Regions from separate parts of the Homo sapiens genome. Here regions 2, 3, 4 and 5 are each linked to region 1. Evidence: chromatin contacts called from ENCODE Hi-C data. All regions are on one chromosome and are shown on one strand. The core of a region is the stretch at or near the end of the contact, and the rest is flanking DNA. Distances in the headings are between cores, read along the strand shown. Region 1 holds the start of SRPRB (SRP receptor subunit beta). Region 2 holds the start of SLC25A36 (solute carrier family 25 member 36). Region 3 holds the start of SEC61A1 (SEC61 translocon subunit alpha 1). Region 4 holds the start of COPB2 (coat protein complex I subunit beta 2). Region 5 holds the start of MRPS22 (mitochondrial ribosomal protein S22).

Region 1 (5,847 bases), core at 2,322-4,821:
AAATAAAAATAAAAAAACTACCTGGGCATGGTGTTTGTGCCTGTAGTCCCAGCTATTTGGGAGGCTGAAGCAGGAGGATCACTTGAGCCCAGGAGTTCCAGGTTACAGTGAGCCCTATTGTCACTGCACTCCAGCCTGGGCAACAGAGTGAGACCCTGCCTGAAAAAAAAAATTAAAAGTATTTAGAATGATGCTTGGCACCAGGAAGTGCTCATTAACATTAGAAACTATCTTCATGCCCCACTGTCTTCCCCATACACCATAGTCTTGCTTCCATCCCCACACTGCCCCATCCCTTGCTTATCCCCTTGAGCTCAGACTCATTCAAAGCCTTGTCAAAGGAGCCTCTCTGCTACAGAAGATGCTACTGACCACTTATAGGACATGTCTGTTTTACTCCTGTGCCACTGACTCTTCCTTCTTAGGCTTTTTTGTGGGTTCCTTTCCTCATTCTTCATGTTCTCCATGATTTTAATGACCACTTATTTATTCCTGACTCCCAAATGAAAATCTAGTATATACTTGTGGAACTTTATTTGTGTTTACTCATCACTTGCTTGACATAAGCTTTTAGATTTCCCAGAAGCACCTAAAACTCAACATATAGAAAAGAGACAATTTTCATTCTGGCTACTCTTACGTTGGATCCACAGCCCCAAGCCCTCTCCCGTTGAGGTCCCTAATTCATTTAATGGCTTTCTCATCTTCCTAGTCACCCACACCCACCACCTAGGATGCAGCCTTGATAACATTCCTTTTACTTAATTCACAATATCCAACTAATCACATCCTACGTATTTTAACTCTCAGACATCTCTCAAATTTGTGCTCTCATTTTCATACCTATTTCTGTCTCTGTATTAGACTCTGAGCATCCTTTGCCTAAATACTGCATCTTTTGCCTAAATGCTCTCAGCTGGTCTCTCTGTCTGAAGTTTTTTTTTTCCTCTCAAGTCATAGTCCTCCATAGATCTGTCAATTATCTATGTCACCCCAAATGAAACTTCTACACTTGATCTTAGCCAAAAGGCCGAGAAGCGATCCCCAAATGAAACTTCTTATTGCATTCTGGACAAACTCTTAAGTTCCTCAACATAGCACAGAAAATCCCTTCTGGTCTGATTCCTGCCAACCTTTCTAGCTTCATCTCCTGTCACTCCTACTTAAATTACTGCTCTAATCAATTTTTATAGATTTTATAATTGATGATTTGGCATCTGTTGATCACTAGGCCAAACTAACAGCCAACATTGTTTACATTTCCCCTGTGGCCTGGCTTTTGAGGGTGTGCCTAAATCATATTGCAAATCTTCCTAATACAACCCTTAACATCTGTGTTTCGCTTCTTGCCCAATCAAAAACATCTCTATCTAGCTACTCGCTGACACATTAGTAATAAAGGAAGAGTCCCAGTTCCTTTTTTTTTTTTCCTTTTTTTGGAGGCAGGGTCTTGCTCTGTTGCCCAGGCTGGAGTGCAGTGGCATGTGATCACAGCTCACGGTAACCTGGAATTCCTGGGCTCAAGCGCTCCTGCCTCAGTCTCCCAAGTAGCTGAGACTGCAGGCATATGCCACCATGCCTGGCTAATTATTTTTTAATTAAAGAAAATGTTTTAGGCCGAGGTGGGTGGATCACGAGGTTAGGAGATCGAGACCATCCTGGCTAACATGGTGAAACCCCGTCTCTACTAAAAATACAAAAAATTAGCCGGGCATGGTGGCAGGCGCCTGTAGTCCCAGCTACTCGGGAGGCTGAGGCAGGAGAATGGCGTGAACCCGGGAGGCGGAGCTTGCAGTGAGCCGAGATCGCACCACTGCACTCCAGCCTGGGCAACAGAGCGAGACTCTGTCTCAAAAAAAAAAAAAAAAAAAAAGAAAAAAGAAAATGTTTTTTGCAGAGACAGAGTCTCACTATGTTGCCCAGGCTGGTCTTGAATTCTTGGCCTCAAGCAATCCTCCTGCCTTGGCCTCCCAAAGCGCTGGGATTAATAGCTGTGAGTCACCGGGTCCTCCCCCAGTTCCTCTCTTTTTCCTTGTCCCTGTGCATGGTGAGGTTTTGTGTGGCCCTGAGTGGTATCAAGCTAAATAACAAGCAGAGAGGGACGCTCTAAAAGAAAATAATATTTATTCTGGAATAGGCATTGCAATGGGACTACGCATGCCATAGTCAACTATGTGCATATTCAGGGGGGTGTAAAGGAAGACAAAGATTTTTAAAGAAAAAATGAGTCAGATTCCATAATTGTTTTAAGATAATTATCCTTGGCTACAAGGATCAAATGGCAAGGATGGCATCAGTACTAGGTTGGACAGGGAGTTGCTGGGTAGCCGTCCTAACAGATGTATTTTTTTGTGTGTAAGGTTGCGATGGCCTTTGTGCAAGTCTGTGGTTTTTGCAGTCTTTTGTGACAGTTTTTGTCATCAGGCATGGGTGCCTGAGAACCCTCCCTCCATGGCCTTTCACCAGCTCCATTTTTCTGATTAAAAAAAAAAATACAAGTGACTCCATTTTGATGCTGACAACTTTTTCAATGGCAATGTGGAACTGTAATAAACTTTTTTCAATCTTTCAGTGACACTGACATCTTCATGTCTCTACTCAGCCATACAATTAAATTAAATAATGTGTACATTTTAAAACAATGACAGCTGTTTAATGACAGAGACTGTGAACTGGGACCCTCTAGGCTGGCCACTTTTGGTGTTTTATTTGGGCCACAAGTTTTTGAATGCTTTCAATTACCTACAGAAAATTTCAAAAGTGGAAAATTTCCTATAAAAATCTGCCTTTATTGCTTCTCTTGAAAACTGGAAGAACCGGCCACCCAGGTCCCATAACACCTACCTGGCTGAATAGGGTCGGCCCTACTTTCAGCAGAAATACCTCCTGCAGTTTTCAACAGCCCCAGCTCTCCTGGGCGTTGATTTTCCTAGTTGCTTCCTTTAATGCAGACATTTGAGTTTGCAGCCCTAGATTGACAGTGTAGGGGCACTGAATTACTTAGGGTTCCCACATACATCGTTTCTTACACTCATTTTCTTCTGCACAGCACCTTTTTTTCCTTTAACCACTCGCAGATGCTAACTCATTCTTCAGGACTCAATTCCAATGTCCAGAAGCTTTTCTCTGAACTCATGATGGACTCCGCGTCCCATTATGTATTCCCACATCGCTCCGTACATCCATCTGTCACATCCCTTGTCACATTAAATTCAGATTAAATGTTTGTAGGATGCTTGAGTTCTTCACAAGTCTCACGTCACTTAGCGACGGTCGGGAACTCCTCAGTGGTAGTTTCGGGAGCCATTCATTCATTTTATTCATTTCATCATTCTTTCAACAGTCATAACGTAGGTGACGACGACTGACTCATCTCTTAAAAGATGTGTGTGTCCCTCGACAAATAACCTGTCTGCCCCTATCGTTCTGTAGGAGGACGGAGTCCCAGAGAACTACAACTCCCATCAAGCACTTGGGGGATCGCCGCGGCTGAGGGAGAGACTATGGCTTAGGAACCACCATTCGCGTGAGGCTCTGCTCCCCGCGCCTGCGCAGAGTGCAGGGCCACGTCGCTTTTGCTGTACCGGGGACCACGCGTCTCATCCATGGCTTCCGCGGACTCGCGCCGGGTGGCAGATGGCGGCGGTGCCGGGGGCACCTTCCAGCCCTACCTAGACACCTTGCGGCAGGAGCTGCAGCAGACGGACCCAACGCTGTTGTCAGTAGTGGTGGCGGTTCTTGCGGTGCTGCTGACGCTAGGTAAAAGGCGGCCGGTGGTCATGGCGGGTTTGGGGCGGGCAGAGGTCCGGGCTTTGGCTGCACCGCTGCAGGCCGGGGACGCGGGGCTGAGAGGGCGCCTTGAGGGCATCAGGAGGGTGAGACCCACCCAGTCTACACCCCACCCTCTCTCCTGAAGCAGCGGCAGCAGCTGGGCGTTAAGGGGGATGCCGGGCAACCCCCGGAGTTAACGTCCTGGTCCTTGGGGCGCAGATTGCTCTTCGTCATCTGCCCTGTTACGCTTGAGCGCGCTGTTCCTCGCCTTCCGCTGTTCTCACTGCAAAGACTCAGGGTCTTGACACCAACTTTCAGCCTCCCGTGTTTGCGTGCGGGCGCTGGGATACCAAGGTAGTGAGATAGCACCTGAGTCCCAGTCAGAGTAAGGACTGCAAAGAAAAGTTGACAGTTGACAGTGCCTGGCTCTCAGTGGATCCCTAACAACAGCAATAGTAACCATTATGATAAAAGTCAGTTCCAGGTGAATGAGGTGTTTCGTCACAGACTTCTGTGAATTTCCCCACCCCAGCCATGCACATATACTGATTCCCAAGGCGTAATTTTTGTTGTTTTTCTCTGTCTATTCCACAGTCTTCTGGAAGTTAATCCGGAGCAGAAGGAGCAGTCAGAGAGCTGTTCTTCTTGTTGGCCTTTGTGATTCCGGGAAAACGTTGCTCTTTGTCAGGGTAAATGATTTCATTGACACCCCTGTTAAGCTTAATAGAAAATTTTATAGATCCCAGTATTCCTGTCATCTCACGGTTTATTTTGTAAAAGAAGCTGATGCTGTTAAATTTGGAAGTTAATTCTTGACTTACTTGGGAGAACAAAAAGACTCGTAGAAACCCATAATTGAGAAATATTGGTCATTTCTCCTTTTTTTTTTCTGTTTGCCCTTGCCAGATGCTGATATTTAGTCTTTATCACATTCAAGGATTTTATTTAATTAGTTTCATTCCAGAATAGCAGAAGGCATAGAAGCTAGTGTCCTACAGTTTATAATTCCTTCGTTAACAAATTCTTAGGACAGTTTATCGAAGACACTTTTTCACAGGGTGATCCTTCTTTGACATAGTGGGCTAGTTAGGCTTCTTTTTACTAATATTTATTTTTAATACATTTAGTATTTTTAACAGTGTATTTTAATGTGGTGAATAGGAGAGGTTTTCTGCTTTTTAACTCTTCTTTTTGAGAGTATAAATTATTTCCCTTCCATTAAAGAAATACCTCCATTTTTTTTTTTTTTTTTTTTTTGAGGGAGTGTCTCACTCCAATGCCCAGGCTGGAGTGCAGTGGCGAGATCTCTGCTCATTGCAGCCTTGACCTCTGGGACTCAGATGATTCTCCCACCTCAGCCTCCGAGTAGCTGGGACTACAGGCGTGCAACACTACGCCCGGCTGATTTTTTATATTTTTTGTAGAGATGAGATTTTGCCATGTTGCCCAGGCTTCAAATCATTTTTGTTGGTTAAAAATCTTTACAGAAGCTTGGCAAATTTGGCCACTAACTGTCTTTTGAGAATAATGTTGTTTTTATTCCACTGAGGAGTAAAATATGCAATTAATTAGATTTTTTTCTACAGGTAAAAAAAATCAATATCGTCTTTTTCACCTGTCGGAAGCAGCATTCATTTACTTAACCTTACACCTGGGAGACTTAGAATAATATAACTCAATTTAGGTGTGCTATTAAAATGTTGAATATCACCCATCTTGTTTTTTTTACAGTTGTTAACAGGCCTTTATAGAGACACTCAGACGTCCATTACTGACAGCTGTGCTGTATACAGAGTCAACAATAACAGGGTAAGATGTTTGTGGAGTTTTGGAGTCTGACAGTCTTACTTTACTGTGGTGTGTCAGTTAAGGACATTTTTAGGATGAGTTCATCTGAGGATGTAAGTACCATTTGTAGCTTATTTTTATGGAGAAACATATTCTTTGTGACAAATTCTCTTGACAATCTGTACAGTAGATTTAATCATGCCCTCCTCTGCATTGTTGTACCTTAATGTACAGTAATGTTATATCACATTTTATTCTTATTTTTTGTTTCTGTGTCTTCTTTCCAAC
Region 2 (5,847 bases), core at 2,255-4,754, 7.1 Mb after region 1:
TAACTCAAGATGGATTAAAGATTTAAATACAAGACCTAAAATCATAAAAACCCTAGAAGAAAACCTAGGCAATATCATTCAGGCATAGGCATGGGCAAAGACTTCATGAATAAAACACCAAAAGCAATGGCAACAAAAGCCAAAATTGACAAATGGGATCTCATTAAACTAAACAGCTTCTGCACAGCAGAAGAAACTATCCAGAGTGAACAGGCAACCTACAGAATGGGAGAAAATTTTTGCAATCTATCCATCTGACAAAGGGCTAATATCCAGAATCTCCAAGGAACTTAAACAAATTTATAAAAAAAAAAAAAAAAAAACCAGCTGGGCACAGTGGCTCATGCCTGTAATCCCAGTACTTTGGGAGGCTGAGGCGGGTGGATTGCCTGAGGTCAGGAGTTCAAGACCAGCCTGGCCAACACAGTGAAACCCCGTCTCTATTAAAAATACCAAAAAAAAAAAAAAATTAGCTGCGCATGGTGGCAGGCACCTCTAATCCCAGTTACTACGGAGGCTGAGGCAGGAGAACCACTTGAACCCAGGAGGTGGAGGTTGCAGTGAGCTGAGATTGCACCATTGCACTCCAGCCTGGGTAACAAGAGCAAGACTCTGTTTCAAAAAAAACAAGCAAAAACAAAAACAAAACAACAACAAAAACAATCCCATCAAAAAATGAATGAAGGATATGAACAGACACTTCTCAAAACAAGACGTTTATGTGGCCAACAAACATATGAAAAAAAGCTCATCACCACTAGTCATTAGAGAAATGCAAATGCAAACCACAATGAGATACCATCTCACGCCAGTTAGAATGGCGATCATTGAAAAGTCAGGAAACAACAGACGCTGGAGAGAAGGTGGGGAAATAGGAATGCTTTCACACTGGGTAACAGTGTGGGAGTGTAAATAAGTTCAACGATTGTGGAAGATGGTGTGGCGATTCCTCAAGGATCTAGAAATACCATTTGACCCAGCAATCCTATTACTGGGTATATACCCAGAGGTCTATAAATCATTCTACTATAAAGACACATGCACACGTATGTTTCTGGCAGCACTATTCACAATAGCAAAGACTTGGAACCAACCCAAATGCCCATCAATGTTAGACTGGATAAAGAAAATGTGGCACATACACACCATGGAATACTATGCGGCCATAAAAAAGATGAGATCATGTCCTTTGGAGGGACATGGATGACGCTGCAAACCATCATTCTCAGCAAACTAACACAAGAACAGAAAACCAAACACCCCATGTTCTCACTCATAAGTGGGAGTTGAAAAATGAGAACATATGGGTACAGGGAGGGGAACATCCACTCTGGGGCCTGTCGGGGGTTGGGGGGCAAGGGGATGGATAGCATTAGGAGAAATACCTAATGTAGACAACGAGTTAATGGGTGCAGCAAACTACCATGGCACATGTATACCTACATAACAAACCTCCACATTCTCCACATGTATCCCAGAACTTAAAGTATATTAAAAAAAAAAAAAAAAAAGGAACTGGTAACAAAGAAAATCTCAGAAAGTTTCTTACTCTTTTCAGTTAAGAGAAGGATGGAATATATGTAAATTTAAATTTATATAAACATTTTTCCTAACTAAAAAAAAAACTATGTATGAATTTCAAACTTTTTTGCACCAAAAATTCGTACTCACTTGTTATAATGTATCTGAACAAGATCTAGTTTGAGGCACTAAAAAGGATAAGACATCAGCTTGAAAACAGCCCCTATCAGAGCAGCATGAATTGAAGCAAGAAAAAACATCAAATTTATGGTCAAGATTGGGTGGAAGAATGGTGAAATCAAGGATGCTTTACAAAAGTTTGATGGGGAAAATTCCCCCAAAGAAATCTGAAGTTTACAAATGGATAACTTGTTTGCAGAAGGGATGAGACAATGTTGAAGAGGAAGCCTGCAGTGGCAGACAATCCACATCGATTTTTGAGGAAAAGATTATTCTTCGGTGTGCCCTAATTGAAGAGGACCCACAATTAACAGCACAAATAATATACAACACCATAGACATTTCAACTGGTTCTACTTACACATTTCTCACTGAAAAACTGAAGTTGAGCAAACTTTTCACCCGATGGGTGCAAAACTGTTGCACCCAGATGAGCTGCAGACAAGAGCAGGGCTTTCAATGGAAATTGTAAACAAGTGGGATCATATATTGAAACATTTCTTTGAAGAATTGTAACAGGAGATCAAACATAGCTTTCTCAGTATGATTCTGGATCAAAGCAATAGTTACCAAGAGGTGCAAGTGGTCCAGTCAAATCAAAAGTAGACTGGTCAAGAGCCGAAGTCATAGCAGCAGCTTTTTGGGATGCTCAAGGTATTTTGCCTGTTGACTTTCTGGAGGGTGGAAGAGCAATAACATCCGCTTACTATAGGAGAAAGTGAAGCAAAGCTTTAGCATAAAAACACCTACGAAATCTTCACCAGAGAGTCCTTCTCCATCAGGACAATGTTCCTGCTCATTCCTCTCTTTAAATAAGGGCATTTTTCCAGGGATTTCGATGGGAAACTATCAGGTATCCATCTTACATTCCTGACCTGGCTCCTTCTGACATATTTTTGTTTTCTAATCGTGAAAAATCTGTAAATGGCACCCATTTTTCTTCAGTTAATAACGTAAAAAAGCCTGCATTTTCATGATTAAATTCCCAGAACCCTCAATTCTTTACAGATGGACTAAAGAGCCGGTATCATCACTTACCAAACTGTCTTTAACTTGATGGAGCTTACGTTGAAAAACAAAGTTTATATTTTTAAATTTTATCTTTTAATTCCATTTCCCATGAACTTTTATTCTTTTAAAAACAAACCCAAGTATTTTAATTCTACTTGCCTTTTTTACTTATTACACACTTCGGGAGATTTTTTGCCATATGGAATCACCTCATCCCTTGTCACGATTGCATAATATTCCATAGTAGGAATGTTTCATGATTTATTTCTTCATTCCCCCACTGATTTCAATTTTCTGCAACTGCAAGCATTGTTCATAATTCTGTACTGTTTGTGAGCCTATATAGGAGTATCCGTGCACAAACCTTTTTATGCATTGTGCGAGGGTTACTCTGAGATAGACACCAAGGGAACTGCTGGGTCATAAATCCAATTTTTTCAAAGTAAATCCGCTTGCGAACCCGGAACCAAGTCGATTTTTCCCGCCCCGCCAGTTCCCTGTTCAGGAGAGTGCAGCCGTGATTGGCGCGTTCACTCAGGCCAGGGGCGCCCCAGGTCTCAGGTGCTAGGAGCGCGGTGACCTACCACCCTCCGGGCACGCGTTCTGGCCACGCCTCGCGGCCCCTTTCATTGAAAGAGCCCGTAGGGATCACGTGAAAGAACACTGCAGAGTGCGTGACGTCACGACGCTCACACCAATGGGAGCCTCTGTTTATGTCGGGAGCCATCAAATAGTCATCTTCCCCCTACCATCCCCCGCCCACTCTCCGTCGCGCTGCGCTGCGTCGCTTTCAGCCTCTGGTGAAGGGCGGCGCGCTTAGGCAGGCGGTGGCGCGGCTGGAGTGCCGCGGGGAGGGCTGTGCCGGTTGCTTTCTGCAGCCGCATCTCGGCCAGCTCTCCTCGCCGTCCCCGGGGCGCTGTGCGTCTCCAGTCCGGGACCGAAGCCGCCTGCCGTAGCGGGCGGCCAGATCCGCGTCCCGCCTCAGCGGCCGGAGGACATGCGGGAGAGAGAATGAGCCAGAGGGACACGCTGGTGCATCTGTTTGCCGGAGGGTAAGGTCCTGGCGGGGCGTGCGCACTGGGGCTGAGGGTGCTGGGGCCGAAGACGCAGGCGAGGGGGGCGAGGGGGGCCGAGGGGGGTGGGGGGGTGGGGGGGCGGGAGTGAGGCCTGGGCGGGGAGCTGCCACGGGCCTGCGGGTGAGGGGAGCGACCCAGCCCGTGGGTGGTGAGGGGGGCTCCGGTTCGGGGAAGCAAGGGGGTGAGGCCCGGGCCCGAGGGCGAGAGAGTGAGGCCCGGGCAAAGAGGGTTGAGGCATGAAACCCGGGCCGGGAGTGAGGTTTTGGGCCCGCGGGGCCGGGGTGAGGCGGAGGCCGAATCCATGCGTCTGAGGAGACGCGGGCAAGAGCTGGGGTCGGCGCTTGATTACCCGGACGCCGCTGGACCTGGCCGCACGCCGCAATCTAGCAGGCGTCGGGGATCCAGGGCCGCTTTGAGGAGCCTGGCTTCGGATTTCGCGTAGGTTGCATGGCCCAAGGGGACGGGGCGGAAAGTGCGGAGGCTGAGGACAAAATGGGCGCCGGAGACTCCTTTAGCCCTCGCTCCTTGCAGCGCTCGCTTGGGCCTCTGCACGTCACTCACGCCCCACCTCGGACCTCGGGCCGCTCATTTCCGGGCTCGGCTTTGCAAGGTGGGTGGTAAGGGGGCTACGGGATCGAGCGGGGAAGGCTTTGGTATTCTCCCGTGGTTGCTGTAGGGTGTTTCTAGCCCTTGGAAAATTTCTTGCCCGAGGTTTTCCAGGTGGTGAATGGGGTGCAAAGCTTTCCAGTACCTTTGGGGTCAGATTCCTTTCGAGAAAACCACCCCTCTTGAACACCGCTTGCTTTTCTGCTGCTTAGGAGAAAGTAGGAGTGGAGAGAGGTCAGATTTTTTGAAGATAGTGTTAATAGTTACTATGTGTGTGCAAGATTAGGACTAAGCCTAAAGTCTTAGTTCCCTGATTGCCAAAATGAGTGTTAGAGCTTCCAGTTTAGCCTCCTGTTTAGATTTGCTCCTTCTAAATCATTTGGAGAATCATAGCAATTTTAAGAGTTACTTATTTGGAGGATTATAAAGAGTTTTCTTATCAAAAATGCCTTCGGTGAATTATGCTGAGACTCTTACCGGCATCTTCTTAAATCCTGCAGTTTTTAGATCGACTTTTAAGAATATGAAAGAAATACACACGCAGTTCTATTCACGGTGCCTTGCTTTGAGTTGGACATATGGACTCTATTGAGCCAGTGATGGCAATACTTTCTTTAGGTTGGCACACTTTCATCAACAAATATTTGTTGTACACCAATTATGGGCCGGCCACTGTTCTGGCATAAAAACAATATTTTTCTATTGATCTGTGAGACCCAGTTTAGGCAGTTTGCTTTCCATATTTCTGAAATGTTTACTGCCAATAATCAGGCAAATTAAATCTTTTTAAAAAAATTCTGTAGCTATGTAGATGCTCTTGAAAAGATCTCATGCAAATAATTGAGCTCCCTCTTGTAATTAGATCTATAACCCTGAAGTGAGGAGACCGCAGATGTAGTCTAGCACTATTTTAATTTGGGTGAAAAATGGACACTTTTATTTCAATTGCTTCATCTATAAAATTAGGAGGTTGTATTATATGATCTCTAAAGCCCTTCTCTAGCTCCTAACATTTCTATTATTCTGCGTTCAGGATTCATGTATCAAGTTTAGTTAAAAATGGGGCATACTTATATTTGAAATAAATGTTAGCTTGATTGCACTAATTTCCCACTTTGGATTAGGATCATCATTTTGTTATAAAAACATGTAAATATAGGTTTTCTGGTTTAAGAACAGGAATGGGAGGTGTTTGTAGCATCTAAACACACAGATTAGGAGCTCCATCCCCTCCCCCCCAGTCTAGCATATGTAGTTAGAGTATTAAATGAGATATGGTATGTAGGATTTGATACAAGATAGGTGCTCAGCCGTATAATTTCTCTTCCTTTGCATCTCATCTTGATTTTATTTTTATATGTGGTTACATAAGTGAGTTCAGTAAAACACACCTTATCTTTTTAAAGGAAGCCCAGTATATTTTAAAAGAACCAAGAGTAACCTTTCACAGAGT
Region 3 (5,847 bases), core at 1,474-3,973, 5.8 Mb before region 1:
GGCGAGATTTCACCATGTTGGCCAGGCTGGTCTCGAACTCCTGGCCTCAAGTGATCTGCCCACCTTGGCTTCCCAAAGTGCTGGGATTTCATGAGCCACCAAGCTTGGCCCTAAATCTTTTTGATTGCTTTATCCTCACTCTGATAACCTTTTTGGGAGTTCTAAGTTTTCAAATACTTAATTTATGAAACTGATTATATTCTTTTAAGTTCTTTTCTCATCGATAATCACAATTTTTCTTCACTTGCACAAGCTTTAAGAGCATTCTGATGAATATATGTTTAACACTTTGATCTTTTAACAATAGAACTTCTGAGCACTCAGTACCCAACATTTCTGTCACTAGCAATGTCAAATTTTTGGTTGAAAAAAATTATTTTTTCACTACAAAACTATAGATTTTATGTAATAAAGTTTATCTTATAAATTATAAATTTTATTTTGTGCTGATTCTTAAACAGTATCAAAAGAAGTTCCAGGCGGGGATTCATTATTATTACAAATTTCTTGTTTATTCTTCTGCAGATATCAAGATTTACATTTATCATACTTAAAAGTATTGAAAATTCATCCAGATTTTTGTGGTCTCTTTCATTCTAGGTGGATGTTTCTAATATCCTATAATAAAATCTTAAATGTATAAATATAAAACACTGCATACCTATTTTCCGAAGAATTAATGTATGTGCTTACAATAGAAATATTTTATTATTTTTTGAGACAGAGTCTCACTCTGTCGTCACCCAGGCTGAAGTGCAGTGGTGAGATCTCAGCTCACTGCAGCCTCGACCTCCCAGGCTCAAGGGATCCTCCCACCTCAGCCTTTCCAGTAGCTGGGACTACAGGCATGCGCCACCATGCCTAGCTAATTTTTTTCTGTATTTTTTTCTAGAGACAGGGTTTTGCCATGTTGCCCAGGCTGGTCTTGCACTCCTGGGCTCAAGTGATCCTCTTGCCTTGGCCTCCCGAAGTGCTGGGATTACTGGTGTGAGCCACTGCACCCAGTCCAATAAAAATATTTTAAACTAGTGATTCTCCTAAAGCAATCAGTGATTTAACACACGTAACTTGGCTGCAGTCCCTGCAGTGACACAGGCCAGATTGTGTCATAATGTGGAAACAACAGGAGGCCTGTTATCAATGGTACTGACATCCTACAACTATTAGCACAAACCAATGAGTTTATATTAAAATTTCTATTAACTAATTGTAATATTTATTGTAATTACTATACTATTTACCCTCGAAATATTTCAACATTTTAACCATCAATATGGTGCAGGGTGCATAATGGCTAAATATCGGATCTAGTCTATATGCTGAACTTAGTCCAGGGGCTGCCAGTTTTAGCTTCAGGCCAAAACTCCAGAAGAGATCATCAGTGGGTCCTGGAAGTGAAGATGGGTTGCATTTCAGACTCTGAATAAAGAGTCAATGTCTTCTTTTTCCCCTTTTTGGTGGGGGATGGATATCAAGTGATGTCACACCTAGACCACTTCACTGAAGTTACCTGCCTGTTCCCAGTAGTCCTTTGAATTTTCCACCAGTGGGTTTGTATTCCAAAAAAGACTTCCTGTCCTGTCCAACTTTCTGAGCCAAGAATGTACAAAACCTGATTATCTGCTAGAAATGGGTGAGAATGGAAAAATCCAAATAGTTGACACCTAAATTAAAAGCAAAAAAGCATCTTGCCACATATGTACCCTCAACTTCTACCTGTCCTGGTCAAGGTTTAGCTCCATGAAACCTTGCCTGATCCCACAAGGCGTGCCCACCTCCTCCCTGCTAAATGCTCACAGCATTAAGTCTGTTTCTCTTAGATGACATCATACCTACTGACTACAGATGCCTGAAAGTAAATTCCAACCCCCAGCCCCAGCATCCCTTGCCCTACCCGTTATCCCCCTTTCCCACACCGATCTTAGGCAATCACACCGCCATGCTTTGCCCACAACAGTCTCCTCAACCTGTTCCCTCATTCCTTCTCGCCAGAATCTATCAAGGCTCGGCACAAAGGTACTCTCCCAGGAGGCCTTCCTGAATTCTTCTGTGAGGCAGACTACTTCCCGAGCTGCCCCGGCCCTTCTCCGGCCAAGTCTCTCCAGAAACTCATCCCATTCGTTCTCAGATGGAAGGGGACCCACACCCACGACAAGCCTCCGGGTTTGCTTAATGACTCAGACAGCGAGGGTGCTCGGTAAGCCCCACCAGCCCGCGCCCTACTCAGCAGGTAATGACGGAGACCTACTAGGTGACGGGCGCCGCGGTAGACGCTGGGATAAGGTCCCTGCTCCAGGGAGCTTACGGTCTATTCACTAACGTCAAAGAGCAGTGAGTGCTGTTACGTGTATGGGAGCCACCAGGGTCTCCGCCTGCCTGCAGGGCCACGCGCGCACTCGACGCTTCGCGCCTGCCTCAGTTTCTCCGTGAGGCCGCACAGCCCCAGTCTCGGGAGGCGTGACACACCCTCCCCGCGCGCTCTCGCGTTACCAAGTCTGCGCAGCCGCACACCCCCAGTCCCGGCGGGCCCCGCGCGCCAGGCCCCTTCCCGACAGGCCCCAGGAGCCCCGCTGCATGCCGGGGCTTGAGGTCTCGGCGAAGCGGCGCGGCGCGGCGAAGCGCGGCGGCCGGCGGGCGCGCGTGGCAGGAAGCGGAAGCGATCCGAGGCCCGGCCCCGGCCCCGCCCCGCGCCGCGCCGCGCCGCTTGCCGCCGGGCTAGCACTGACGTGTCTCTCGGCGGAGCTGCTGTGCAGTGGAACGCGCTGGGCCGCGGGCAGCGTCGCCTCACGCGGAGCAGAGCTGAGCTGAAGCGGGACCCGGAGCCCGAGCAGCCGCCGCCATGGCAAGTGAGTCCTGTAGGGAAGCCCTATTGAGGCCGGGACGGAACAGATCCCCCTTCCCCACACCCGTGCGGTCGGGCGCCCGCCGGCCAACCCTGACCGGCCCCCTGCAGAACGCGGCCCGTGCCCCCGGCCCTTCTCGAGTATCCCCACGCGTCCGGGGTGCGGCCGGCTCCCCTGGCCCCTGCTCTCACTCGTCGTGGGCAGAAGGCGTCCCTGGGTAGCGCGGAAGGTTACTTCTCTGTGTCCCAACTCTTCCTGTTTTGTTTCTCCCATCAAAGTCAAATTTCTGGAAGTCATCAAGCCCTTCTGTGTCATCCTGCCGGAAATTCAGAAGCCAGAGAGGAAGGTAAGTACCCCAAATCGCCAACAAAGAAGGTTTCAGGAAACTGTCTGGACTCTGGAAGTTTACAGTATGATTAAAAATGGCTTCAGCACGGCAATGGAAACTCTCCCTTCTCTTCCCTTGGAGTGTAGTTGTGCTCTGTTATTCCGGAGAGCTGTCGAAAGGTGACCTGGTTGTGTGGAAATTTCCACTGAAATCACTGTGCTTTATTTGGAGCATCTTTGGTGGATGTTGCTCCGAGAACAAAGCCTCCGGTTGCCCTGTCCCAAAAATGGATCCGGGCCATGAATGAATAAGGCCTCAGTTAGGATAGCAGATTGAGTTACCCTCCCTTTTTCACCTCCAACGGGAGCAGATCACGGGTTGGTTTTTTTTCCCAGGAGATGCCCTTTGTATCCAGCTGCTAAAGGGAAGGGCTGTCACTTTAGTATTTACAAATGATTTTGTACCTTTTATGTAGGCTGTCACAATAGGGGGAATAAAGGCTATTCTTTTGTGAAGTCTGCTGCTTTTCACAGACGGTGTATTAAAACAAGGAAAGATTAAATTTAGAGCTGTGCTGAATCAGAAATTGTGTGGAGTGAGTGTTGCCAGTGTAACTACAGCTGTCAACGAAAAAAAGTTTCATTAGGTTCCTAGGTTAGAGAGTGGGGAATAAAATGTTTGTGTCCTCACATTATTTTTCAAACTGTTGTTAAAGCATTCACATGGACACTTGGGTGCTTGGAATCCACTTTCATTTTTTTACGTAAAATAGTTTCATATAAATGCCCATGTGCTGCTTTTAATGGACGAATTTGTAAAGCTTTACCCCCTCAATTCCAGTGTAGCGAAGGGGCATGGCTCTGGAGGCAGGCAAGCCTAGGTCCCACCCTTTACATAGCACCTTAATAGCTATGTGACCTTGGCCTTGTAACTCAGTGTGGTAGACGGAACAAGGGAAATACGTGCAAGGTATAGCAGTGGCTCAGGAAGGGATTAACTCTGGGAGACATGATGTCTTATGGTGGTTTTGAAGGAGAAATAGAAGTCTCCTTGAAGGGACGGAAAGGAATTCCAAATAAAAGGAGTATATAGTTTGCAAAGGCATTGGTGACAAGAGTGTAGCATGTTTGGATGGGAGGTTATTAGATGTAGTTGCTATTGATAGAACATAATTGTAGGTGGGGAACATTAGGAGATGAATAACAAGGGCCAGACATGAGAATGTCACTTTGGAAGAAAAGGAGAGGACTAGAGTTGGTTTAGAGGCTTTTCACATCAGAGGATGAACTGTGGTACTGAGCAAGAATGGATTTAGGGGCTACTAAGAAGCAGAGGAGACAGGACTTGGATAAAGAGCTTTTGGGGTTTTGATGTTAAATTTGATTGTAACCAGGAGAGAGGACTTGGTGATTAGAAAGGGAGTTTTGAAAAAATTGTCTGCTCTTTGTTTCCCATCAAGATTCATTTCAGACAGGTTACTCTGAAATGGCGTTGCCTTCTCTTGGCCACTTTCTAATTTCTTAGTGTGGTGGGATGGTAGGTGGGAAGAGGACCATTCTCAAGAGAAGAAGAGTCCTGTGAATGCCCCCAGCTTTGGATGGAGTATCTGAACACTGATTCACCCACTGTTGTGTGGCCGTATGACTGTGTCCTACTTTGCCTGCATGTATAGTTAGAGGACTGTGACTCCAGTTCTGGCCAGAGGGCCAGGAATGCTGACTCAGTGCCTGCCTAGAAGTGTTTTTAAAGAACACAGTTTTGTCACTTAATACTGTCAGTCTCTCACAAGGTATTTCAACCTCAGAATCTTCCGTCTGTACAATAATTAATGTTTGTTAAGCCCTCTAAAGCCATTAATGTAGTGTAGGCAGCAGGTATTAGTGAAGACACTCAGTTTCAGAGGCAGAAAACCTGGAAGAGTTCCCACTCTACTCTTTAGTGACAGAGGTTTTGGGTGGGAGGTTTTCTAATGATACTTAATACTTAATAGTCATCTTTACAGTGATTCTTGTCACCTATGCAACCTATGTACCTGAGAAGATGTGAAAATCCTTAAACAAATGTTACTAGTAGGTTAAACATGCAACTCTCCTGCCCTTCCCCAATATGGTTTATTACACTGTTTTACCCTTAATTCATAGAAAATACACTATTGAGCAATTCCAAATTACTTGACTCTAGAATAACAAGGTTTTGTGACTGAAACTCAAATGAAAAGTGGTTGCTCGTGTGTTTTACAAGTCATGTTCTATTGTGACATTCTTTGTTCTTGAGTCTTAACTGTTAATGCTAATGGTTAAAAGCACAGTTTGGGACTCAAACTCACTTTAGCATTGGGGTTTGGTACAAATTATTTAGCTCTTCTAAGGCTCAGTTGTAAAATAAAGGTAATGCTCTGTGGTGTGAGGTGAGCTGGGGTGATGCCTGTAGGTCCTTGCATTGTGCTCTGTGCAGAGGAAGTTACGCAGTACATGGTACTTATGTTTGGTACATGGTTTGGCTTCTCTGCTGAACAGAGAAAAGAGTCTGGTTGGAGTCCATTTTTAGAGAAAGGGGTCTGATTGGAGTCCATTTTTATTAATTTGCTTTTCAAAGTAACTCCCTGCTTCAATTCATTCTCTCCTACTCTAGATTCAGTTTAAGGAGAAAGTGCTGTGGACCGCTATCACCCTCTTT
Region 4 (5,847 bases), core at 2,272-4,771, 5.6 Mb after region 1:
CACGCCTCCTTCATTTTCAGCAACAACCTTTACCTCTTACTTTAAAAGATCAGAGTTCTCTGGCTCTTCTCTTCAATCTCCTCAAAAATGTTTTCACTGTCATCAGTCCCTTCCTCTCTCCAATTTTCTACTTTCTTGTTTTTTTTTTTGAGACAGAGTCTTGCTCTGTCGCCCAGACTGGAGGGCAGTGGCGTGATCTCGGCTCACTGCAACCTCCACCTCCCAGGTTCAAGGGATTCTGCCTCAGCCTCCCGAGTAGCTGGGGACTACAGGTGCCTGCCACCATGTCCAGCTAATTTTTGTATTTTTAGAGACAGGGTTTCACCATATTGGCCAGGCTGGTCTCGAACTCCTCTCCTGACCTTGTGATCCACCCACCTCGGTCTCCCAGCTCCAATTTTCCACTTTCAAATCATCATCTTAACATTCCTTGCTAGTTCCCAAAATCAAGGCTTTTTACTTCATTTCTGAATTCTGCCCCATAAATTACTATTACAAATTTTAACTTCTTTTTAAATCTCTATGGAGTCAACAGGTATGAAGAGTCTATTATGTACCAGGCAGGAACCATGGTGAGGGTTTTCATATAAGCCAGCATGTCTCACAATTTTCCTCCAGTAATGAGGAAATTGGACACTTACAAATTGTGAACATTTTACTTTAAAATATTTTAAATTATTGATTATTGAGTAAAAGTGATGCTCCATAAGTTGGGCCAATGAACTCTGAGCAACCCCAGTAAACCTCTACATACTCCCAAAGCACAAATCTCAGTTTAAAAAAGAACAGGCAGCCAGGCGTGGTGACTCATGCCTGTAATCTCAGTACTTTGGGAAGCTGAGGCGGGAGGATCACCTGAAGTCAGGAGTTTGAGACCAGCCTGGCCAACATGGTGAAACCCCGTCTCTACTAAAAATACAAAAAAAAAAAAAAAAATTAGTTGGACGTGGTGGCACGCGCCTGCAGTCCCAGCTACTCGGCAGGCTGAGGCTGCAGAATCACTTGAATCTGGGAGGTGGAGGTTGCAGTGAGCCACGATTGCACCACTGCACTCCAGCCTGGGCGACAGAGTGAGATTCTGTCAAGAAAGAAAGAAAGAAAGAAAGAAGGAAAGAAGGAAGTAAGGAAGGAAAGAAAAGAAAAAGAAAAGAAAGAAAAGAAAGAAAGAACGAACAGGCAAGGGTTCTTGTGATAATATTTCTCCCAACAGTTAAGTGACTATTTTGAATAAGACAATGTACTAGGTACTTTGGGACAAAGATGATTAGGATGCTCACACTGTATCCTCAACTTTAAATATATCCCTCCACCTTCCAAAAGCTGGATGCATTTAGGACTCAGCTTAAATGCCACTGCCACCAGTAAGACCTTTCTAGTTACCCTAGCCTGAAGCATTCTTTCCTAGGGAATCCTATAGGATTTCATTTTAACTGTTCATGGTACACTTGTGTACACATCTTTTCTTGCTTTCTAGAGTAGATCCTCCTTAAAGCCAGGGTCATTGCTTATACATGTCTTTATCTCCAGATCACCTTATATATTTGAGTATGGGGGTTTAAGAACAGATACCATAACACAAGACTAGAAAGCCATGATGGATTTAAATTTCAGTTCCACCACTCATTTCAGATGTGCAATAGTGGGCAAATTTACTTAACCTCTTTCAAGTTTGACTTATGTAAAACAGGAATATTATTATTATCTACCTCTTAGTGCTGTAAGAATTAAATTCAGAGTTAGCCAGTTAGAGCAGTGCCTGACCTACAGTAACCACTTCACAAACATATAACTCTATCTCCCAGCTGCTGTGAGAATTAGGCAGCCATGTTTAGCAAAGTGCATGGCAGACACTAAATATTCTATGGTAAATGTACAAATGAATGAATTCACGTTTTGTATTTTCCACAAAGGATTTAAAATATATAAAGAATGAAGGCAATATTTCATTATAGAAATACACTGGTAAATGTAAAGACGGCAAAAGAAAATGAAATTAGGCAGATCCAAGAGCCTTTTCCAAAAACGTCCATTACTGCAACCACAGCAGACCCAAACTACATCAGGTAGTTAGTAATACGAAGTGCTCTAATTAAGAGGCTTGAGGTCTTGTTCAGGGACTGTAACCTGGGTGCCCAAGAAAGTCCACGGATAGTGCTAGCTTCGGCAGCACATAGAGAGGAGATTAGCGTGGCCCCTGCGCAAGTATGACACGCAAATCCGTGAAGCGTTCCATATTTTTTATAAAACAAATTAAAAAAAAAAAGAAGGTCCATGGATTGTGGGGGGGGGTGTCTGTGAATGAATGCACTGAATTTTATGCAAAAATGTTTGTTTCTCTGTGCATTTTCCCTGGGAGTATTCCTAACTTTTTCCTAGTTCCAACTTTGCCACAATTAACCTTGTAGAAACATAATTTAAAAAAATTTTTTAACTTAAGATGAGGGACTTAATCCCTAGCGTCTTCAAGCTCCAAAATGTTTGATTCTGTGCTTCATAACAAGTTTTTTTTTTTTTTTTTTTGAGACGGAGTCTTGCTCTGTCCCAGGCTGGAGTGCAGTGGTGCGACCTCGGCTCACTGCAGCCTCTGCCTCCCGGGTTCAAGCGATTCTCCTGCCTCAGCCTCCTGAGTAGCTGGGACTACAGGGGCCCGCCACCACGCCCGGCTAATTTCTTTTTTTTTTTTTTGCATTTTCAATAGAGACGGAAGATATTCTTATACTATCGTTTTCTTTCCTTATTATTATAACACTCTTGTGCAAACTAGTCTAGGGCGTTTTTTAGGGTTACGGTGATAATAACAAAGTGCTCTAACAATTACTATTCTTACCAGCCACTGGATTTGCAAATGCATAAAAGCACACCAGCCAGTGTTATAAACAGCACCCCCTTCCTCCCAACCCTTCTTCTCCCCTTAGAAACCTAACAGCTGAGATATCAAAGCATTTGAAATTCCATTTTTGACTCCATATACATTTGTTTTTGGCTTCTTTGCTTGTTTATAGTTTGTAGCCAGCACACACTATCCCCAGAATAAGCCCAACAGGAGTGTAGATTAACTACCACCGTTTTAAAGGCAAACTTTAGTTTTACCAAAGCCTCCTACGGAGTTCAACACATTCGGCTTCTGTGTTTCCCTACACCACCGATCCCGCTGCAGACTGCAGGAGCTCTGGCAAGCGCCACAAGCGCCAGGGGAGACAAAACCCCTCACTAGCAGGCTTTGCCTCCCCAAATCACCCCGGTCCCCTAGGCCCCACCGCCTTCTCCCTTCCTGGAATCAAACGACCAAGACCCCGCAAGGCCTGAGGCGGCGGCCGCAGCGGGAGCCCAGACCACTGCTTACCGCGGCCCTCAGTCCAGAAGCTCCAGGAATCGGCCGTAACCTATGGGACCCCGCTCCCTTCTACGGGATCTGGACCTACCATGGCTGCGTCGGTCCAATCCCGGGAACCCTCGTTTGTTACCGGCTACTCAGGCCTTGAGATAAACCCACCGATCCACTGACCGTCAGACTGACTGACGTGGAACTTCCGGGAGCCGATTCTCGCGATAGTCAGAGGCCAGGGCCGGAGCGCCTGCGCAAACTGCGCGCAGGGCCGTCGTTTCCCAAGCCCCGCCCCAGTTTCCTAGGCAACGTGGCCTTCCAGACCGCTGGTAGTGGACTTGAGGCTGTCGGGAAGGAGGGGTGTGGCCTAGACCACTAAGGGCCGTGACGTGGTGCCGCTGAGCTTGGACCCCGACCAGAAGATAGAGATTGAAACGATGAGGAAAACGAAGTGCCTAATCCCCGCTGGACGCTAACTGCAGGGCAAGCTCCCCAGTGTTGTAGTTGTGTTTCGGAGGCCGAGAACCGCTATCGGGCTTCCTCGGACTCTGGCCCTGGAGGGGGGAAACGGCGAGGGAGAAGGCGAAACGAGTCTCCAGTGTGTTCTTGGGGCCTGGTGCGAGGCCCAGAGAATTCTCTGCAGGCCTTTGCCCGGGCACTGATTAAGGCTGCGAAGAGACGCACCGGGCTGCGGGCTTAGTAGCTTCAGGCTTCTGAAGTCAGAGGGAGGGCTGAGAGCTTACACTTCTGGAGCTCCCCGGGAGACGGCAACTACCCAACCGTGTGGGTGTGTTTGTGTATGTGTCTTTTGTTGAGCTTCGGCTGGCTGTGTTATTCATTCAACAAATATTTATCGATCTTCGGCAGTGTGTCAGACATACCTTCTTCTCAAATCTTCACATCAAACCTGAATTATCTCCATTTAATGATGAGGAAACTCGGGCTCAAAGAAGTTAAGTGTTCTAGCCAAGACTGCATAGTAAGTGGCAGATAAAACCTCAAAGTTGGGCCGGGCGCGGTGGCTCACGCCTGTAATCCCAGCACTTTGGGAGGCCGAAACGGGTGGATCACCTGAGGTCAGGAGTTCGAGACCAGCCTGGCCAACATGGTGAAACCCCGTCTCTATTAAAAATACAAAATTAGCCTGGCGTGGTGGCGGGCGCCTGTAATCCAAGCTGTTCCAGAGGCTGACAGGAGAATCGCTTAGAACCCAGGAGGTGGAGGTTGCAGTGAGCTGAGATCGCGCCACTGCACTCCAGCCTGGGCAACAGAGCAAGACTCTGTCTCAAAACAAAACACCTCAAAGTTTGTGCTCTTTCTACTACATAAAAATATCTCTTCATTAATGTGGCTGAATTCTAAGGGCCTGTGCCATAGGGGTTACACTACACAATAAAGTTCGAGAACATTTGCCTGTCACACGCACTGCACATCTCCTGTATTTCCTTTTTTTTTTTTTTTTTAAGAAAACATGTGGACCATAGAAAACTTGCCCTCTGGTTACACGTACAAACGTGTATTTTTAACTTGAGAGAAATCTTAAAGTCTTTTCAGACCTCCAGATTTTCAGAAAGGCAAAAAGAAAAATTATGTATTTGTGTGTGTAGATAATGATAATCAGAGGGAGATGATTTTGCACGAAATTATTTGGCTTTAGTAGGAGCCTTGAGCTAATGTGACTCTCTTCATGGGCCTCAGTTTTCATCATCTTAAAAAAAATCCAGCTACATGGTTTCTAAAGATCCTTCCATTTTTTTTTTTTTTATGTTTCTGTGGCATTCAATAGTGGAAAAAAGAGTCTGGAACTGGAGTTTAGTGCCAGCAGTGTGATCTTATGTAAATTGAGACTAATAATTCTAGTAATTGCATACTTTGCTTACTCTATGGAGTGACTGAGGATCCTGAGTTGAAAAAATTATATGAACTATACCTAATTTGCTTGAATAGTGGAACTTTCAATATTTCTAACTCCTGAATACTCTTGCACTTGAGAGAGTATTTTTGGATTTGGCACAGTACTAAGTGATACAAAATAAAATGATGTATCTCTATTGTCAAGGGGCTCAGCTGGGAATGCTTAAATCTTTGTATACCACTGGGCCACCTAAGGGTCTACCTAGCTGGTGTTGCGGGCCTGAACCCTCAAGTGTCATTCTTACTTGGACTATATCTTTTCTCATGTTTTCCACTGCAATTAGCCAAAATTAAGTCCTGCAATTGTAGACTGTAAATTCACTCTTTTAACCATTACATACTGAATGTGTACTATATACAAAGCACTATACTAGGTGCTGCCTTAAGATATTACCCATAGAATTTGGTGTTGGATTTTGGTTGAAATAAATTTTAAAGAAATAAAATTCTTAAATAGGAACTAATACATAACATTAAATATACACGTGTATTTCACTAGGCGTTCGACTGTGGGTTTAAATTAAAATCTTTTGTTTACTTGGTTTAGAGGAGACTGGAAGGTTAGGAAAAATAACCGTTGGGAAGAAAAGAAATATAGACAAGCTTAG
Region 5 (5,847 bases), core at 2,317-4,816, 5.5 Mb after region 1:
GTAAGAGGTTTGGACTTTGAATAGGGGCCAGAAGAATAAAAACTCTGGGTGAAGTCAAAAGTGGGGTGGATGTGGACCTTTTGGGAGGCCTCAAGGATAGGGAATTGAAGACTTACAGAAGTCACATGAGTGTGGTTGCTGGAGACCGCAGGGGTTCTTGCGTTGTCCAGACTGTCACCTTTCTTCCTTGGGCTCTGTTCTTCCTCTCTCCATTCCTCTCCCTGACTTTTATCCCCTAACCCCATCTTGACTTCTAAAAGCTTAGGATAAAATATATCTTTTAAAAAACAGAAGTCCAGACCCTGTTAAATCACTGAGAGTGGGATAAGGCACTCCCCACTGAGGCATCACTATACTTTTGTTTTACAAATAATAGAAAACCATGCTTGCTCCACAGAGCTGGTGAAGATATGACCTAATGAATCCTAACAGTAGCTGCAGCCAGATAGCCTTGGGACTGTCAGTCAGAGGGCCAACCCTCCCCAACCCCCAGTGGTGAACAGAACCCCACCCAGGCCAATCAGCCTCTCTCACCAGGAACTTAGATTGGATGGAAGGCAGGGAGTTGGAACCAAGCCATTAGGACTGCAACCTCCTGGAGAGATCTCTTGAGTTCCTGCCTCTGGGGTTCTTGGAGCTGCCATCTTTCAAGTCCTTCCTGAGGCTTGGCTGTTGAGCTTTTTCTTGAATTCTGTGAGATATTCAGTATCCTTCCAATTACTCCCATTTCAGTTTTACTCAGGAAAGATTTGTTTCTTGCAACCAGAGTACTTCTGAATACCATCCTCAGAAAGTAACTGACTTGGGTGCCATGGCTCATGCCTGCAATTCCAGCACTTTGGTAGGCTGAGGCGGGCAGATCACTTGAGCCCAGGAGTTCAAGACCAGCCTGGACAACACAAAAATTAGCTGGGCATGGTGGTGTGCACCTGTAGTCCTAGCTACTTGGGAGGCTAAGGTGGGAGGATTGCTTGAGCCCAGGAGGCAGAGGTTGCAGTGAGCTGAGATCATGCTACTGCACTCCAGCCATGGTGACAAAGTAAGAAAGACCCTGTCTCAAAAGAAAAAAAAAAACGGAAAAGAAAAAAAGAAAGTAATTGACTTGCCACCACACAACCTTCTCACACCATCTTTATGAAACACCAGACATCAGATCCTGAAAGTACTTTATTCTCAAAGTTTGCAAGATAAGTATTGTCATTATGCCCATTTTGCAGGTGAGGTACTGGGGCTCTGAAAGATGTGGGCATCTGCCTGAGGTTATAGCTTAAACCAGGAATCTTCATTACTCCATATCAGTAAAACTCACTGTACCCCAAGTAAAAGAGGTCATTGAAAGGAAAGTGGGAAGCTCTCTGGCCAAGACACCACCTTTCTCCATCTCTCTCCGTACATATTCTCCCATCTCTGCTTCTGAGGATCTGCTCCATTTTCCTGCCTCTCTCTGCAGAGTGGCTTTTCCCTGCTCACTCATCAGTGAGCACATTGCTGAAAAAGGCTGCTTCAGCCCAAACCCTAAATACTTAGTTATTCACTTCAAGCTTCCACCGTCGACTATTCTATGTCTCATAGTTTGAATTATTGAGAAAAAATCTGCTTGGTGCCTGGTCATCTGGGGTAGGCTGAAGAATGCCCCCATACTTCCTCCCAAGTATAACTGCACTCTAATCCATGGAACTTGTGGATGTTACCTTATATGGAAACATGGTCTTTGCAGATGTGATTAAGTTAAAGATTTTAAAATGGGGATTATCTTGGATTATCAGGGTGGGTCAGTGATTATGCAATCACATACATCCTTATAAGAAGAAAACAGAGGAAGATTTGGCACAAATAGAAGAAGAGAAGCTGATGTGAAGATGGAGGCAGAGATTGAAATGATGCAGCCACAGGCAAAGGAATGTTTACAGTCATCAGAAACTGGAAGAGACAAGGGGCAGATTCTTCTCCAGAGATAGACTCTAAGGGGAGCAGAGCTCCCTTGATTTCAGCTCAGTAATACTGATTTCAGATTTCTCATGCGGAATTGTGAAAGAATACATTTTTGTTATTTTAAACCATAATATTTGTGGTAGTTTGTTATAGCAGCCACAGGAAACTAATGCTAATACAGCAGCCAATGGATTCATTCATCCTGCACTAAGTGTCCAATCAGCTGTGTCCAGGAGGATGTTTACAGGAAAAACATAGCCACTGAGGCCTGCTCCCTCAGCTATGGGAAGAAAGTAGAGGGTTCATTTTCAGAGAAAAGGCATGGGCTGGGAGACACCTGCATTCATCCTGCCACTAGTCTCTGACACCTGCTATCATGTAGGTGTAAGCATTGGGAAGTGCAGGGCAGCAGACTTGCCTAAATAGGCACCAAGCCTAGTGCTCTCCCTTCCCCTCCCAAATAGGGAATGAGTTCATAAACAGCACTGTTAATATTAATGCTAAGTTGGGGGAAAATAGCTGAGGCTGGAAGGTGAGTCTATTCATCCAGCTAAGTCAAACAAGAGTTTACTAACACCCTGTTTTCCCAGGCCTTGGGATAAGTGCTTAGCACAGGCACCAATCTATAGTCTAGAGAAGGATAAGACCTGCACATCCTGGATAGCTGGAAAAAATGTAAAGAATCATTTAATCATTCATTCATTTATTCAACAAAAGTTTGCTGTGCACGTAGATGTACTAGGCTAGGTGATATTGCAATAAAATATGTAGAGTCACTGTGTTCATGGGGTGAGAAAAAGAAATAAGCAGATAAAGAGCAAAATAACAGATTATAAAATGGGCTATAAAGGAAAGGAATAAGTGTTGAGACAGAGAATCAGGTGTATGAATTGGCAGTGGCAGTGGTGGTGGTGGTAATCAGGGCTTGGAGTCAGGAGTTAGATTTAGGGTGCATGTGAGCAGTGTGGATGGAGAAATTTAAGAAGTAGTTGGATTTAAACCTGAGGATGGGGGAGAAGGTTTGGGCAGGAAGTGGAATACATAAATTATGTATTTATTTGAGACAAGAGTCTCACTCTGTCACCCAGGCTAGAGTGTTTGTTTGTTTGTTTATTTGAGATGGAGTCTTGCTTTGTTGCTCAGGCTGGAGTGCAATGGCACGATCTTGGCTCAATGCAACCTTTGCCTCCTCGGTTCAAGCGATTCTCCTGGTACAGGCGCCCGCCACCATGCTTGGCTAATTTTTATATTTTTAGTAGAGACGGGGGTTTCACCATGTTGGCCAGGCTAATCTCGAACTCCTGACCTCAGGTGATCCGCCCGCCTTGGCCTCCCAGACTGCTGGGATTACAGGCGTGAGCCACGGCGCCTGGCCGGAAATTTGTTATTTAGAACGATGGAAACGGGTAGGAAAAAGAGCATATAGGGAAAAAGGTGTAAGTTTTAACTTTATGCATAGGGAAGGACATAAACACCGTCTACTTGTGAATAAGTAGTTTAGAAGAAACAATCTATAAGGGCCCGGAAGACTTCCGGCCCTTTCCGCCTTTAACTAGACTACATTTCCCAGAGTGCTGCAAGAACTGGGTGTGACTCGGAATCCCTCCCAACCACTTCCGGCGCAAGTGGCTTCTGATAATCATGGCGCCCCTCGGAACAACTGTATTGCTGTGGAGCCTCTTGAGGAGTTCTCCGGGCGTGGAACGGGTCTGTTTCCGGGCTCGAATCCAGCCCTGGCACGGTGGCCTGCTCCAACCGCTACCTTGCTCTTTCGAGATGGGGCTGCCACGCCGCCGGTTCAGCTCCGAGGCCGGTAAGTGACCTTCCGGACTTTCGCTGGGGCGTTCTTCTGGGAGACGTAGATCCTGTTTCTGGCAGGCGAAAACCACGCGATAGCCCCCGCGACACGTATCCTAGCGCTTCCTCAGATTCAGCTGTCTTCCTTCTGTACCTGTAGAGTTTGTCATCACCTGCATATCTGTTCATTCGTTCACTCACTCAACTACAGTGCCTGAGTTCCGCTCCGTGCAGAGCACTGTGCTAAGCTCTGTGGGATATGGCAAACTAAGACTGACACAGACATTTCCCTGTGGGAACTCATGTCCATGGGGAATTGGCAGTGCAGTGTGACCCGGGTTGTTATAGGGGACGCACACAGGAGAGGCACTCAAACTAGGTTGGAAGGTCAGGGAAGGGTTCCTGGCAAATATGACCAAAGCTGAGATCTGGTTAGCCATGCTAAGGAGAAAGCAAGAAGCTTCTCAAGCATAGGGGACAGTAGCAGATGTCCAGAAATGAGACTGAGCACAGATATTTGGGAACCCATTTTGGAGGTAGGATTGATAAGGCTTGATTAAGGCTTTGGATATGAGTTTAAAGGGACAAATTAAGATTGTTTCTTAAGTTTTTGATTGGAATAGAGGGTTGTCCCATTTACACCAAGATGAAGAAGATTAATTAATTGTTGGAACCGTTATTTTGGGGGCGGGGGTAGTGCAGGAGTAGATGAGATCAGGAGATGGGAAAGGAGGCGGAATTAAACCTATTTGGGACACATTAAATTTGAGGTGACTTTAAGAGTCAACTGTTTAGTATGGAGTTAAATATAAAGTGAGGAACATCGGAGTAAAAATGGTAACTAAAGGTGAGTGAATGGGTGAGACTGAGGAGAGAGTAGTGCTGAGCACTTGCTGTGTGCTGGATACCCTGAGGAACCCTGGGTGCCAGAGATGAGTATAAGACAAGGTCTGGTCTTCATAGAGCACATCACTTAGTGAGAGACATAGTGTAGGTAAGCAGACCACCTTAACTTTTTTTCTAAATGAGGTTGGAAGCCATTCGTGAATTTTAAGCTTGGGAGTAATCTTGATTACATTTTAAAGAGATTACTCTGGTTGCTCTGTGGAGAATGATCTGTAGTGGGGCCAGAATGGAGAAAGGGAGGCTGATGCAAGAGATGAGGATAGCCTTGACTAGAGTAGTGGCAGTGGGAAATGGAGGATTAAAATGAGATTTATGAAGGCAAACAATCAGTATGTTCTCTGCCAGTGGTGTTTTTTTTTTTGTTTTTTTTTTTTTTTTGTAAAATTGGGATAATCTTCGTGTTTACCTCATGGGTTGTTGTGAGTATTAAATGGGCTGAATGTGTAAAGTACTTAGCTCAGTCAGTATTGGCATGTAGTAAATAGCTAATAAATGGTAGCTCTTATAATTACTGTTATTATTACTACAGCTATTTGATTACTGTTGTTGTTATTACTACTGCTATTGGCTAGATCTGGAGGATCAGGGAGAATTTAGGAATGGCTGTAAGATTTCTGGCCTGTATGGCCTACTGGATGATGCTGAGATAGGGAACAGAAAATGCAGGTTTGAGACAAGGGAAAGTTGATGGGTTCTGACTTGGCAGTATTCAAGTACATGAGAGAGGTTGAGTAATTGGATGGAAGGTGATCTTGGCAGGAGATTCAGATTTTAGAGTTTCTGGCATATAAAGGTAATTGAAGTCGTGGCAGGATAGGAGAAATCATCGAGTAAGAATCTGAGAAGGGAGAAAAGGACATCGTTCAGAATCTGTAGGGATACCAACATTTATAGGAGAAGAAGAGGTGACTAGGAACAAATGGCTTTTTCTTTCTTTTTTGCTAATGGAAATGGAAGTAGAAGTTAGGCAAAGCAATAAGCAAACTGCATGAGGCTGAGCTAAGATTTGATTCTCTGCTTATGTCAAAGGCTCTTCCATGATAACACACGGCCTCTTCAGTATCATGTCCAGTGAACCAAGCCTCTTTCCTAGCTGCAATCTCTTAGCCTAGACTTTCCCTCCCTTTTTTCTCTGCCGTGATGAGGCTCTTGGGACGCTTTCTTTGACCCTGTCATGCCCATCCCTAGTCCAGGCTATGCTTAGTTTCTTCC

Evidence for each region. A loop is a pair of places that touch in the nucleus more often than their neighbours do. Pooled maps may share reads with other maps.
Region 2: a map of B cell shows a loop between it and region 1 (15-fold over the local background). The contact joins the promoter of SLC25A36 here to the promoter of SRPRB in region 1. A Hi-C loop is called at or near these places in 2 of 168 maps with a recorded cell type or tissue (B cell and naive thymus-derived CD4-positive, alpha-beta T cell) and 7 of 50 pooled maps.
Region 3: a map of B cell shows a loop between it and region 1 (24-fold over the local background). The contact joins the promoter of SEC61A1 here to the promoter of SRPRB in region 1. A Hi-C loop is called at or near these places in 2 of 168 maps with a recorded cell type or tissue (B cell and CD8-positive, alpha-beta T cell) and 6 of 50 pooled maps.
Region 4: a pooled map shows a loop between it and region 1 (8-fold over the local background). The contact joins the promoter of COPB2 here to the promoter of SRPRB in region 1. A Hi-C loop is called at or near these places in 5 of 50 pooled maps.
Region 5: a loop to region 1 is called in a map of CD4-positive, alpha-beta T cell, with 6 times the contacts of the local background. The contact joins the promoter of MRPS22 here to the promoter of SRPRB in region 1. A Hi-C loop is called at or near these places in 3 of 168 maps with a recorded cell type or tissue (CD4-positive, alpha-beta T cell, CD4-positive, alpha-beta memory T cell and naive thymus-derived CD4-positive, alpha-beta T cell) and 6 of 50 pooled maps.

The regions. Positions count from the first base shown.
Region 1 is chr3:133,802,244-133,808,090 of GRCh38, forward strand. It overlaps SRPRB (SRP receptor subunit beta), which reads left to right and starts at 3,572. Exons shown (of 7, transcript NM_001379313.1): 1 at 3,572-3,759; 2 at 4,366-4,460; 3 at 5,503-5,580. The coding sequence starts at 3,606. LOC105374116 (a long non-coding RNA gene) reads right to left here and starts at 3,240. Exons shown (of 3, transcript XR_924513.3): 1 at 2,845-3,240. RefSeq lists enhancers at 3,224-3,333, 3,424-3,483, 3,624-3,833, 3,944-3,993, 4,024-4,133.
Region 2 is chr3:140,938,332-140,944,178 of GRCh38, forward strand. SLC25A36 (solute carrier family 25 member 36) reads left to right here and starts at 3,505. Exons shown (of 7, transcript NM_001104647.3): 1 at 3,505-3,764. The coding sequence starts at 3,724. RefSeq lists enhancers at 3,479-3,848, 3,942-4,789, 4,429-4,658.
Region 3 is chr3:128,049,714-128,055,560 of GRCh38, forward strand. It overlaps SEC61A1 (SEC61 translocon subunit alpha 1), which reads left to right and starts at 2,724. Exons shown (of 12, transcript NM_013336.4): 1 at 2,724-2,846; 2 at 3,122-3,189; 3 at 5,803-5,847. The coding sequence starts at 2,840. It overlaps LOC102723759 (a long non-coding RNA gene), which reads right to left and starts at 2,462. Exons shown (of 4, transcript XR_007096073.1): 1 at 2,249-2,462. RefSeq lists a cis regulatory region at 2,289-2,905 and a silencer at 2,398-3,037.
Region 4 is chr3:139,386,126-139,391,972 of GRCh38, forward strand. COPB2 (coat protein complex I subunit beta 2) reads right to left here and starts at 3,522. Exons shown (of 22, transcript NM_004766.3): 1 at 3,423-3,522. The coding sequence starts at 3,425. It overlaps COPB2-DT (COPB2 divergent transcript), which reads left to right and starts at 3,678. Exons shown (of 5, transcript NR_121609.1): 1 at 3,678-3,808. It also overlaps the pseudogene LOC124906339. RefSeq lists enhancers at 3,200-3,449, 3,246-3,807, 3,740-4,039, 3,808-4,370, 4,250-4,359.
Region 5 is chr3:139,340,454-139,346,300 of GRCh38, forward strand. MRPS22 (mitochondrial ribosomal protein S22) reads left to right here and starts at 3,567. Exons shown (of 8, transcript NM_020191.4): 1 at 3,567-3,745. The coding sequence starts at 3,574. LOC124909439 reads right to left here and starts at 420. Exons shown (of 2, transcript XM_047449421.1): 1 at 117-420. The coding sequence starts at 245. RefSeq lists enhancers at 3,625-3,714, 3,674-3,968, 3,945-4,044, 4,055-4,174.